Regions from separate parts of the Homo sapiens genome. Here region 2 is linked to region 1. The links are chromatin contacts, found by Hi-C or POLR2A ChIA-PET in ENCODE. All regions are on one chromosome and are shown on one strand. Each heading gives the region's core, a stretch centred on a gene start or an enhancer-like site at or near the end of the contact. The rest is flanking DNA. Distances are from core to core; before and after follow the strand shown.

Region 1 (6,000 bases), core at 201-2,700:
AATGGTACTTAATAAAAAGTCAATAAATCAAAAAAATGTTCAGTCACCCAGAGTAAGGAAAAATGTATTATGTCATCTGATAAATTAGAGGTAAAGTAGATTATGTGTTGAAATGAAGTGTACAGCAGCAGAGCAGAGATGACTTCTTTGTTATCCTCCCCAAAATAATTTTGCTGGCATTGGAATAGTCAACACAAAGGAATGAAGGAGTTACGTCCAGGTCTGGACTGAGCACCCTATTTGTACCAATCACTGTCTAGCTACCACTGCTCCTTTTGTGGCAGAATTAGACCCTTACAAAGAAGTGATTCTTTGGTTGAACCAGCAACAACCTAGACTAAACATATAATGGGGAACACAATTTTTAAATAACTTGAATGAATTTAATTCCTGGTAGCAATCAATGAAAACATCAAGTGTTATATAAACACATTATAGGCATCGCATATGAGCACCATAAAACTTGTACATTCCTTTACATTCACTTTTTTCCCCGCTTAAGATGATATTAAGCTAAATGCGGGAAACAACACAATTATCTTTACATGTTAAACTTCTATGAAGACAATATATACCCCATCTCTTTCTTTAGTTGGCAAAAAATAATCATAAGGGAGAAAAATCCATTATGAAAACTAAATCTGGGCACTTCCCTTGGGTTTATTTTTCTACTGGGGTTAATCAAAAAAGCATTTGTTTCACATCTCTTTACTGATGGGGTGTTCTTAAAGAAGCAACTGACCCAGACCCAACTTCATTTCCTAACTGGAGCCTGTTATCCCCTCCCTCCCCATTCCGAGACTGCCAGTTTCCTGTATGGATGCCTACAAGTAGTATATCGCCCAACTGAAGAGCAACAATCGAAGCAGAGGAAACCAACAAGAAATCCATCAGATTTCCAAGTTTATTGACACTCAAGGGCCAGCTAGCCTCCTCGAAACGCTCAGGATCCTGCTGAGGAAAACCCGAGGGTGGGGGAATCGTGAGGATAGGGAAGCAACCAGACTGCCTAGGTGAGCCTAAGGTGAGGTGAGTCAGAAGCAAGAGGGAGGCAGAGAAGTGGTGCCGCGAGGGCGGTCACCTGTGGGACCACTTGATCCAGCCCCGCCTCCAGGGACAGTAGGCAGAATCGCGGCCAGCAGGCCTCGAAAGACGCCGAGAAAACGCAGAGCTGGGCCCCTTCAGCCCGGCCTGGAACTCACCATCCACGGTTTTCTTCTTGAAGAGGGACGCCATGGTTAAAGACTGCGCCCGGGCGGCCCGGCTCGGCCCGGTCCGGCCCAACGCTGGCAAAGGACAGGAGGAAAAGGACAGGACCTTGGCGGGTTCGGGGTGGCGGAGCGGAGAGACAGCAGGAGGAGGTCGGGGTCGCCAGGCAGGACCCGCGGAAGGCTTGTATCCGCAGCTACCGCAGCCGCGTCACCCGGAGCTCAGGTGACCGGGAACTAACACACTTTTTGGAGAAGTCACTTCTAGGCGGCGCCTGCGCGTTGTGTGGCGCCTGCGCACTACGGAGTTTGAAGCCGCGGCCGCTTTCCTCACGTCTGCGGCTGCCAGTTCCTCCTGCACCGGGAGTTGGCAGCGGGGCGAGTCTGGAGCTGGCGGGGATAGGAGAGCGTGGGGCCACGGCTTCTGTGCGCGGGTTGGGTGATGATTGAGGACAGTGATCAGCCTTGCTTAGCGCTTCACCCCTTGCCCCGGGGAAAGCTGGATGAGGGATCTCCGGGCTCCTAGACTAAGTGTGGGTTGTCCCGGAACCGCCTGTACCCACTCCGAGTTGATTTATTACGGTCCCATTGCTGTTAGTATTTTTGTTGTTGTTGTTGTTGTTGTTTGTTTGTTTTTACTCGAGTAATCCAGGAACTGGCGGAAACGTTGAGTTCCGTACCCGGTGATTGTTGGCCCCTGGAGTTCGCGGTCCTTTCGGCACTGACTGACTCGGCGACCTCCCCCGCACCGCGCAGACCCCTGCAGGACCCTAGCCGCTCACCTGCCGCCCCCGGCTCCAGACTCCGACGACCCAGCGTGGGTCTCCGGGGATCCAGTGTCTAGAGTTGGGGGGGTCTCGAGGACGAAGGGAAGTTTTTTAATGCTACACTTTTTGTTTAAGGTTCTTGCCTGGAAACATTAAAACACACACACACACACACACACACACACACACACACAAATTTGTAGGCTGGTCTAAATGTCTCCAGCTCTATTTCTTAATTTCTTGTAAATCATGAATCATAAAGTGTCATGGCTATACGGTGATCCTATTAGAATTCCTCACAGCCGTTTATTTGGGCTTTTTGTGAAAAACTGCATATCATGTTAAAGAAAAAATGTAATGAATTATTTAAAGAATCCTTGCATGTATAAAATGGAAAATACAACCTATGCGTGCGTACCTGTATATAGTCTCTACTGTTTAAAGCAACACTGCCTTCCACAGGATAAAAATAATGGTAGCATTTTTTTTTTCATAAATATTATCTCTGATATGGAAGAAATCCAGAAGTGGCTAATAATATTGACACTATAACAATAATGTCAATATTATTAGCCACTTCTGGATTTATGAATCATGTCTCAAGGATTATTATTTATGATAATCAGGCCAGCCTTTCCCATTTTTCCCCTCCTGAGATATCCAAGCCCTCATAGCCACTGATAATGCTGCTGCTGCTGCTAAAAGTTAGCTGAGAGTCTGTTCAAGAAAACTTTCTTAAGAATGACGTAGTAATATGCAAGATATAATTGTTTTGCTTCTCCTCAAGTTATTCTCGATATGGGAAGATGAAGTAAGGAAACATTAGGAAGACATGTAAGTGAGAAGATTTAGTCTCTGCACTCAAGACCGGGCCTTTTCTGGAGTGAGCTCTATGGCAGTTTGCCCTGGCTGTCTGTTGTAATGAATGGCATAGAGCTGTGCTTGAACGCATGAGAGGCAATAAGCTGTTATGTGTGTAGTAATCGTACTCCTCCCTGCTGCAGTCACCCTTGTTTTATTACTCCTATACAATCCCCCCCACTGACCCAATTGTAACAGTTGGGAAAATGCCAAAATACTTAGGAGCAACCATATGGAAGACCCTCCAAAAGTGCACAGCAGGAGCTAAAGACAGGGCTTGTTCATTACAATAAAGACAAAATAGAAATATTTACTATTTAAACTCAGTACTCTAATAGCTTGTTCTCCCATAGTTTGAAGAAGGCTGATATTCAGCTGATTGCACCAGTCTAGCTAGAGTCCATTCTGATTAGTTGGTGGCCACATTTCTCCTGTACACATTTTGTATTATTATATCGCTCCTTATTTAAAGGGCATGATACACTTAAATATATGTTGTTTTCTGGAGTATTTCATAACATAGTTTCCTCCTCTGAAACTGAAATATTTGCCATTTTTTCATCTTTGGGTACCTCGGGTTATAATTTGAATGGGTGCATTCTTCTCCTTGTTCAGCTTTTGAAGAAAGATAGCATAACATTGGAGAGTGCTGATTCTGGACACAGACTGCCCAGTTCTGTGACCAATTCTGTGACTTTTAAGTTTTAAGACCTAGGCCAGTTCACTGAAGCTCTCCGTGTTTCTTTCATCACATATGTGATAGAGATAACATTAGCCCACCTTTCATATATTAGGTTGGTACAAAAGTAATTGGCGAAAACCACAGTTACTTTTGCACCAACCTAATAGCTGTTGCAAGGATTAAATGAGTTAATATGTTAAACATTCAAAGTAGTGCTTGGCACGTAATGTCTTAGCCCCTCTGTGCAGCTACAACAAAATACCACAGACTGGGTAATTTATAAACAGTAGAAATTTATTTCTCACATTTGTGGAGGCTGGGGAGTCCAAGATCAAGGAACCCAGAGGTTTTGTTTCTGGTGAGAGCTGCTTTCTGCTTCCATGATGGTACCTTGCTGTTGCATCCTCAAGAAGAAAGAGATGCTGTATCCTCACATGGCAAGAAGGACAGAAGGGTAAAAGGGCGGTAGGCAGCTCCCTCACACCTGTTTTATAAAGGAACTAATCTCATTCATGAGGGCTCCACCCTCATGACTTAATCACATCCTAAAGTTCCCACCTCTAAAAACTATCACATTAGTGATTAAGTTTCAACATATGAATTTTTGGGGGGTACATTCACACCATATCACATAATAATCATTTTTGTATTATCTGTATTGTTGTTTCCAGCTGTTTTACCTTTTTATGCTTTCTCAAGTAATCTTCATGCTGAAATTCTCTTCTCTGTAGTACAGAAAACACAAATTGAAGATTTAGGCTTTCTGATGCTGATCTTGGTTACCTTCACCTTAACAGCCACCACCTCCCCAAATTAGCCCATTTCTTTCTCCTTAATAAAAAAATGGTTTTATTCTCAGCAAACTAACACAGGAACAGAAAACCAAACACTGCATATTCTCACTCATAAGTGGGGGTTGAGCAGTGAGAACACATGGACACAGGGAGGGGAACATCACATGCCAGGGCCTGTCAGGGGGTGGGGGGAAAGGGGAGGGAGAGCATTAGGACAAATACCTAATGCATGTGGGGCTTAAAACCTAGATGATGGGTTGATGGGTGCAGCAAACCACCATGGCACATGAAGACCTATGTAACCAACGTGCACGTTCTGTACATGTATCCCAGAACTTAAAGTAAAATAAACAAATAAATAATAAGATAATGGTTTTCTTGTTCTTAAATCTGTTATTTGTGTAGGAATTGACTTGTTATAGAAATATGTATCTAACATTGGTACTGGAAGGATTCGGTGCAGATTTGTTTCTGTTTGTCTTTTCTCCTCAGCTTCAATTTTAAACTCCTTGGGTTCAGAGAGAATCTCTTGTCAGGCCCTTCAATAATTTTCCTACTAGAATGTAAATATATTTAATAGAAACTTAATATGCAATCGTATTTTCATATTATCCATGTTTCAATGTTTTAACGCCAAATGACAAGTATATATATATACATTTGGTACATTTTTGTTGATTTGACACATTTAACTTCAAGTCTCTTTATATATGAAAAGCAGCTAACATTATCTATCTCCATGAACAACAGTAGAGATCTAGAGAACCTAAAAGTCAATAAATAATTCTGTATGTATGTAAGGATTTAGCGAAAACATCAACTCATTTGTTTCATGTTTCACATGGATTCAAATTTGAGCATACTTTAAGCTGTTTTGCTATTTCACTAACTACACTGTATTCTGCTTTATATTTAATAATGCTACAGTGACTATCATGATGCTACATGATTATCATAAACAAAATTAAGAATAAAACATTAACCTATATAACATTGAAAAATTTTTTAGAGATATGTAGAAGCTTAGCACAGAGAGAATCATCATTTTTCAAGTCTAAAATATCTCATTTCTTATAAGTGACTTCATCTATTCAGGCTGTTATAGCAAAATACCTTAGAGTGGGTAATTTATAAACAGATTTATTGTTCACAGTTCTGGAGGTTGGGAAGTCCAAAATAAAGGTTCTAGCTGGTCCCACATCTGGTGAGGGACTGTTTTTCATAGATATCACCTTCTGTGTGTCCTCACATGGCTAGAGGAATGAATAAGTGTATTAGTTCATTTTCATGCTGCGAATAAAGACATAACTGAGACTGGGTAATTTATAAAGAAGAGAGAACTCACAGTTCCACATGGCTGGGGAGGCCTCACGATCATGACCAAAAGCAAGGAGGAGCAAAGTCACATCTTACATGGTGGCATGCAAGAGCACGTGTGCAGGGGAAATTCCCTTTATAAAACCATCAGATCTTGTGAGACTTATTCACTATCATGAGAACAGCAGGGGAAAGACCTGCCCCCATTATTCAATTACCTCCCACCAGCTCCCTCTCACAACGTGGGAATTATGGGAACTATAATTCAAGATAAGATTTGGGTGGGGACACAGCCAAACCGTATCAATAAGCTTCCTCATACCTCTTTTGTAAGGGCAGTAATTCTATTGATAAGAGTGGAGCCTTCATTA
Region 2 (6,480 bases), core at 93-2,592, 44 kb before region 1:
GCGACTCCCATATCAGACAGCACAGGTTTACAGAACACCCCCCCTCATCATTATATTTCTTCTGGACCTTTGGTCCATAAACATAAATAAGACATTGATTGAAGCTAAGAGTGATTGGTAGGGGCTTTAGTGATAGCTGTTTCAGGCTTTAGCAGCCCTTTCTGAATTGCTTCTGAGTGAGTCTTAAGTGAGATTGAAATCATTGAAGTTACATACTTTTCTCCTATAGGTAAGTGAAGTATGACTGTATCAATTATGGCTACCTGCTTATTGATCCTTCTATAAAGGCATTGAAGCACAGTTTTTGAGGAATGCGTAGATCTGGCTTATGAGATCTATTCATCAAAAATTCTTGTTTAATTTCATGGCATGGCCACATAAGATTTTAATTGTTTTTAAAAAGTACACAGTTTTATTATGCGCAGGATTTTCATTTGTTGGTTTATTTTTAAGATAGCTTTAGGAGATATACCTAACGCTAAATGACAAGTTAATGGGTGCAGCGCACCAGCATGGCGCATGTATACATATGTAACTAACCTGCACATTGTACACATGTACCCTAAAACTTAAAGTATAATAATAATAAAAGAAAAGAAAAGAAATTCTTTGATATTTTATCTTTATTACTACAGCAGGAAAAGAATTCTTATTGATGACAAACTGTGTGAGTAAATGTGTGTGTGCGTGTGCATGGTGTGTGTGTATGTGTGTGATACTGAGGGAAAAACTGTGGATAAAGGAATCACTTATTAGGGAAATCTTTTCTAATTGACTTGTGTTTTGTTATGATACAGATAAGCAGTAAAAAAAAAAAACCGCAGACAAATATTGATTTATTCCTATAATTTTCAAGTAAAATGGAGCAAATAGTTTAATTTTAATTAAATTGTTTAACCTTTGATATCTCAAAATTTGTCCATGTAAGACTAAATAGAACATTAAAACTTTAAAATAATAATCCAGAAAAATATGAGCTTCTCCTACATTCTATCAAGCAACATTCTGAATAAACCAGTATCCTAACATTTATGGTTAAATGAAGACTGGTGTTCTTAACAATGACCTGTAAATCCTGACGTCTTTTTTTAAAAATTAAGAATTAAAGCCATATTTTTTCTTCCTCTCTGAAAATTGATTATTTATGATCAACATGCTTAATTAGTATTCATGGTTAATGAGAATAGCCCTCCTCAATGATGAACTACTGTCATTATAAAATAGTAAAATAAATGCGTTTAGCTACTGGAGGTGCGGGTGGATTGCTTTCTGTGGCCTTTACAGCATTTTGATTATGAGACAGGAAATGACAAACACATGCCACTGTTTCCTGGAGGAAAGACCTTACAGTTCATTTAGAGGAACTCCCAGGAACCAAGGTACATTGTTAGTTTCTCTCTTAACCCAGCACAGAGGCAGTCCCTGCCAGTTGATTGAGGTTGGCACCAAGATTAAAACCAGTCACAGAGCAGGGGCCAATAATCTCTGGCCCAAATACCTTCAGATAATTTTTGCTACCAACTCCCACCCTGCCTAATCAGAGAGGGCCACCACTGGCCTCGGGAGTTTGCAGCTGGCCTCAGAATTCTAACACCCTTACTGCTTCCAGGACTGGAGCCAATATGCCAATGTTCACATTGAGAGTGTTGGCAGCTCATGTCTTTCTGATACAAGTTTCCTCCAGCATGAACTCAGCAAACCCTCTTCCACGAACCTCTTCCTCATTTCAATTAAAATGTAAAGACCCCTGGAAGAGCCTTTCAAAATGATTCAAAACCCTGTCTTAGTGACATCAAGAGCAGAAGACTTACACCAAGGTCTGGAGCTATCACTGTGGTCTTAAGATTAAATATATTCTGTGACTGAAAGAAAAACTCACCATCACAAGCACAAAGATATTTGAATATTTTTGAGAGGGATTGTTAAATCCCTCTCAAAAATTTTGTTAAAATGTGATATGCTTTAAATGTCAGAATGTCTATATTGGGACATAATTCAGTATTAGCATTTGCTTCATGAGAGATTAGATCTTAGAGAATCTGAACTCTCCTGACTTTATCCCCAGTAAAGCTGCATAAATTGAGTTACAAAATACAGCAATTCAGAAATAAGAGAGAAAAGGTAAATAAGAGACAAATGTATAAAGTACACAATAGAAACCTTATTATGTCATCTGAATTTTCTGAGAAGTCTTAAGTCATTAATCAAATCAGCCCCTTGCACACAATCCACAGAAGTGTCTTAACAACAACAACGACACGGTGTCACATACTCTATATAAAAGTGAAGCTACAGGAAGAACTATATTTCTAAAATATGTGAAATTACTTTATTTTCATATGGTTATTTCATTACTCATACTCTGATGCTTACATTTAGTTTGAGCATTTCATTAAATTAATAACTCACAGGAAAAGAAGAGCTATAACTAATATTTTGTCAGGTTGGTAGGTAGAATTTTAATGATCAGATGAATCCACTGTACGTAATAGTCCAGGTGCAGGCAAAATAAAGAGAATGACTAATTGGGAGTAATGAATTATCCATGCCATTAACTAATTACTAACATTGTTCAAGTGATTAACACCTCTGAGTTCCAATCTCTTCATATCTACGTTGTGGTGGGTACTACAACTCTACTGGGGTTGAGTAGTAGCAAATTTGTGTCAGCTCAAAATGATTTCTCTTTTGCCCTTCTCTTCACGTACTCTTGCAGCTAAATTCCTTCTGTCCTTTCACTCCTGAGAACTTAGAGAATTCAAATCAACACCTTACAGTACAAATAATAGAAAACCTAGAATTACAGATGCTGTTCAAAGTCTCTCCTAGATAAACACAAAACAAAACAAAGTATCAAAAAAAAAGTTCTCAAAACTCTGACTCTTGGGTTTCTGAGATTGTTTCTGTTCTCCAGTATCTGAAGCAGAGTACAATTCAGGAAACAAGCTCAATGGGGGTTCACCCTTTCTGCTGTCCTGTGGAAACAGCAAATCAACCTCACTGTAATAAATGTTAAACCCACCATCTTTACATGATGTAGTGGCCAAACCAAGAAGTAGTGTGAAAGTCCTTGCTTTAAAAGTTAATTTCAAGGGGAAAACAAAACAAAACAAAACAAACAAACTTGTTTAAGTCCCAAACTCTTGGGACTTAAACAAGATGATGAGCATCCAATTCTTTTTCATGAGAAGTGGATATTAAAAGAAAAGATTGTTATGGCTGAAAATATTCTTGCTGCCTGGGCTAATACAGAAGAAAACGGAAATCAGCCTGGCAACTGACAGGGAGAAATAGTCTAGTCTATTTTTGGAACCCATCTTTTCATTTTTTGAAATTTGAAATTTTTTTTTCTTAATTTACTTCTTTTGTTTAGTTCTTTGTTTTATTTGGCCCTAAATTGTTCTGGTTGTAACAACTCTAAGGAAACAAGTAATTCTGAAGATCTTTTGCTTCCACATCGTGAAAGGTCTTTTGGTAGCAGTAACATGATGTATTTTCACTTCCAGACTAGGGGTTGGCAACCCTTTTCTGTAAAGAACCAGACAGTAAATATCTCAACCTTTCTAGTTTTTGTTGCAACTATTCAACCTGTCATTGTAGTAGGAAAGCAGTCACAGCCTGTGTGTAAAGAAATAGGCATTTCAAATTAAACTTAATTTACAAACACAGGCAATAGGCCCCAGTTGTACACGGATAGGATTTACCAATGCACAAGAGTGAAAAGATCACAGTGGAAGTTTATAATTTCCTTTGAATTTTTATGCCTAAGCAACAGAGGGGAATATATGGAAATATTCAGATACATGTTCCTGTGCATGTTACAAGCACAGCAGGGTGGCGTATTTTACTATGTCCCTCTGCTTCCCCTGTTTGTTTTTTTAAGGCATCAAGCCAGTAACGTGAGATGATGTTGTCAGCTAACCACATGCTGCAAAGATCAATTTGCCCCATGCTATGGTACATTGAGTCAGCGCCTAGTAAGGCATCCCTATCTCTGACCCCCATTGCCTGCTTTAAAAGATTTACCTCTGTTCTTCTCTCTCCTCTGTCACACAGAAATGCATACATAGCAATTTAGAAAGGCTCTGGTGAATTAATCTTCAATGTGAAAATGTATTTGGAACTACAGTGTGCAAACACTTCTGAGCTATGTGTGTGTGTGCTGTCCAGGCCTCAAGATAATTTTTCTTTATCCATGTTTCAGAAAATGTTGATGAGACCTCTGTCACACATGACTCACAACATCTTTTATCTTATTCCTACTTTTTGCAGTAATCTGGGTTTTAAAAAGATTTGAAAAACATATTGCTATACATATCATCCCAATCACTCTCCACACTCCCCCAAATGCAGGCTCAGATGCTAGAAACAGAGGTTCGTTTGGCTGTTCTTTTAAATTGTTGTGATGAAATTCTGTGTGAAGTTAGTTCCAGGAAATCTGTGACCTTGCAGATAATTGTAGATACTTTCATGCAATGAAAAATGAAAGTGAACCAGGTGCAGTGGCTCACAACTGTAATCCCAGCACTTTAGGAGGCCGAGGCAGGCAGATCACCTGAGGTCAGGAGTCCGAGAATAGCCTGGCCAATGTGGTGAAACCCTGTCTCTAAATAAAAAATTATAAATAAAAAATAAATTAAAAAATATAAAAATTAGCCGGGTGTGGTGGCAGGCACCTGTAGTCCCAGCTACTAGGGAGGCTGAGGCAGGAGAATTGCTTGAAGCTAGGAGGCATAGGTTTCAGTGAGCCGAGAGCACTCCAGCCTAGGGAACAAGAGCGAGACGCTGTGTCAAAAAAAAAAAAAAAAAAAAAGGGAAAGGGAAAAAAATAAAAAATGTATCACACATCACATTTTCCTTCTTGTTCTGGATGCCAAACCTTGGAGCATGGTATTTTCTGTGTACTTTTCATGGATTCCATTCAAATTTGTTTTCTGCGTGTCCACTTTCCCAGAGTACTTACAATGTATAAACTACCTTTCAATTTTTGTGGCTGGGTTCTGTGGCTTATACCTATAATTCTAGCACTACAGGAAGCTGTGGCTGGAGGATTGCTTGAAGCCAGGAGTTTTGAGACCAGCCTGGGCAACATAGTGAGATCCCGTCTGTGCAAAAAATTTAAAAAAGTAGATGAGCATGGCGGTGCATGCCTGTAGATTCTACTTAGGATGCTGAGGTGGGAGGATGGCTTGAGGCCAGAAATTTGAGATTGCAATGAGCTAAGATTTTACCACTGCACTCCAGTCTAGGAGACAGAGTGTGACCCCATCTCTAAAAATAAAGAATAAATAAGCAAACAAACAAATAAACAATTTTACGGAAACAGGGATGACACACTTTATATATATTTTATTGTAATATTTTTGTGGAACAGTGTTTGTTTAATATAGCCAAAGGTGTTTAAATGCAGAGAAAACCTTTTAAAGAGAAGTTATTTAATTTGCCTGAGTATAGACTGCCTGGAGAATGAACCGGGCAATGATTTTGATGTGGCTTACTGCAATGCTTATTAGACTTTAGTTCTGGTTTAAACTGCAAAGTTAATTCGTTGGGCACTGGAGGCAAGTTATTTACTTTCTTTCTACTTAAATTTCCTCCATTGTAAATTATGGGGAAAAATATATATCTTTCCTGACTCATTTTTTGTATAAGGATAAAGATGATAACAAATGTGAAATTAACACGACACAAAGTGTTGCATAGAAGATTTGTAGCAGTACATAATTATGATCAGCAAGAGAAATTGAAAATAATAATAATAATTGATAACAAATTTAGACCTTTTAGTATGCGTAAGTAAAAAACACACAAATTTTTTATATAAAATAAACATAATTTGACATAGGTTAAATGAGTTATCTAAAGTGTCTTAAAATATGTTAAATGTACAAAATCTAACAGTAGCCTGGCTTTTCTTTGTACTCTTTCTCAGGGTATTTTATCATTAAATGTATTAAGTGATACCTGATGGACCTAAATAATCAAAGAAGTGAAGGTTTTATAAATATATGTGAGAATCAATTCTGAAAGCATAAGCACAAAACAAGTCTTCAGATAAATATGAGATTAAATAAATGATAACATAAATGTCATCAATTTTCTTTTACATCTATTAGTCCTTCTTTTAATTTAGCAGAAAATTAAAATTAATAAAAAGCTAAAAATAAACCCCACGGCAATAAATATTTTCAAGAAAAGCTATATAATAAAAGAAAAGTTGGTAAAATTGCTTTTAAAAATGTTCTCTTGTCTGATCAAGATGCCACACAATAAAGCATAAAATGGATAGTTAACTGACTTTTACAAAAGTAAACCTGGATAATTTTGGTTTGTAAAAGTAGCAGGAATTTTTTAAAGACAAAAATAATTTCTTTCACATCTTTTCCCAGCTTTAGAGCAGATAAATTTATGTTATGCTAATTTGTTTAATCTCTCATTTGTATGTTTACTTTGTTTTAGAAAAAATAATATACCCTATTA

The links. Hi-C counts contacts between places; a loop is a spot of excess contacts on that map. ChIA-PET counts read pairs that join two places held with the same protein, here RNA polymerase II (POLR2A). Pooled maps may share reads with other maps.
Region 2: a loop to region 1 is called in a map with no recorded cell type, with 10 times the contacts of the local background. The contact joins the enhancer-like site here to the promoter of CHMP2B in region 1. A Hi-C loop is called at or near these places in 2 of 168 maps with a recorded cell type or tissue (both naive thymus-derived CD4-positive, alpha-beta T cell), 1 of 37 single-sample maps with no recorded cell type and 8 of 50 pooled maps. POLR2A ChIA-PET finds 5 or more read pairs at or near these places in 2 of 52 experiments (T-cell and common myeloid progenitor, CD34-positive).

Annotation. Positions count from the first base shown.
Region 1 is chr3:87,222,759-87,228,758 of GRCh38, reverse strand. CHMP2B (charged multivesicular body protein 2B) reads right to left here and starts at 1,450. Exons shown (of 6, transcript NM_014043.4): 1 at 1,203-1,450. The coding sequence starts at 1,236. It overlaps MIR4795 (microRNA 4795), which reads left to right and starts at 2,482; the gene lies at 2,482-2,570. RefSeq lists enhancers at 1,239-1,358, 1,429-1,498, 1,549-1,598, 1,689-1,748, 1,859-1,998.
Region 2 is chr3:87,266,418-87,272,897 of GRCh38, reverse strand. The region is part of intron 2 of POU1F1 (POU class 1 homeobox 1); the gene reads left to right. Among named protein-coding and RNA genes, the nearest start is that of POU1F1, 6.9 kb to the left of the region's middle. Within about 2 kb of position 1,342, at least 3 of the 41 ENCODE cell types and tissues checked have a DNase peak (open chromatin) inside an H3K27ac peak, as active enhancers do.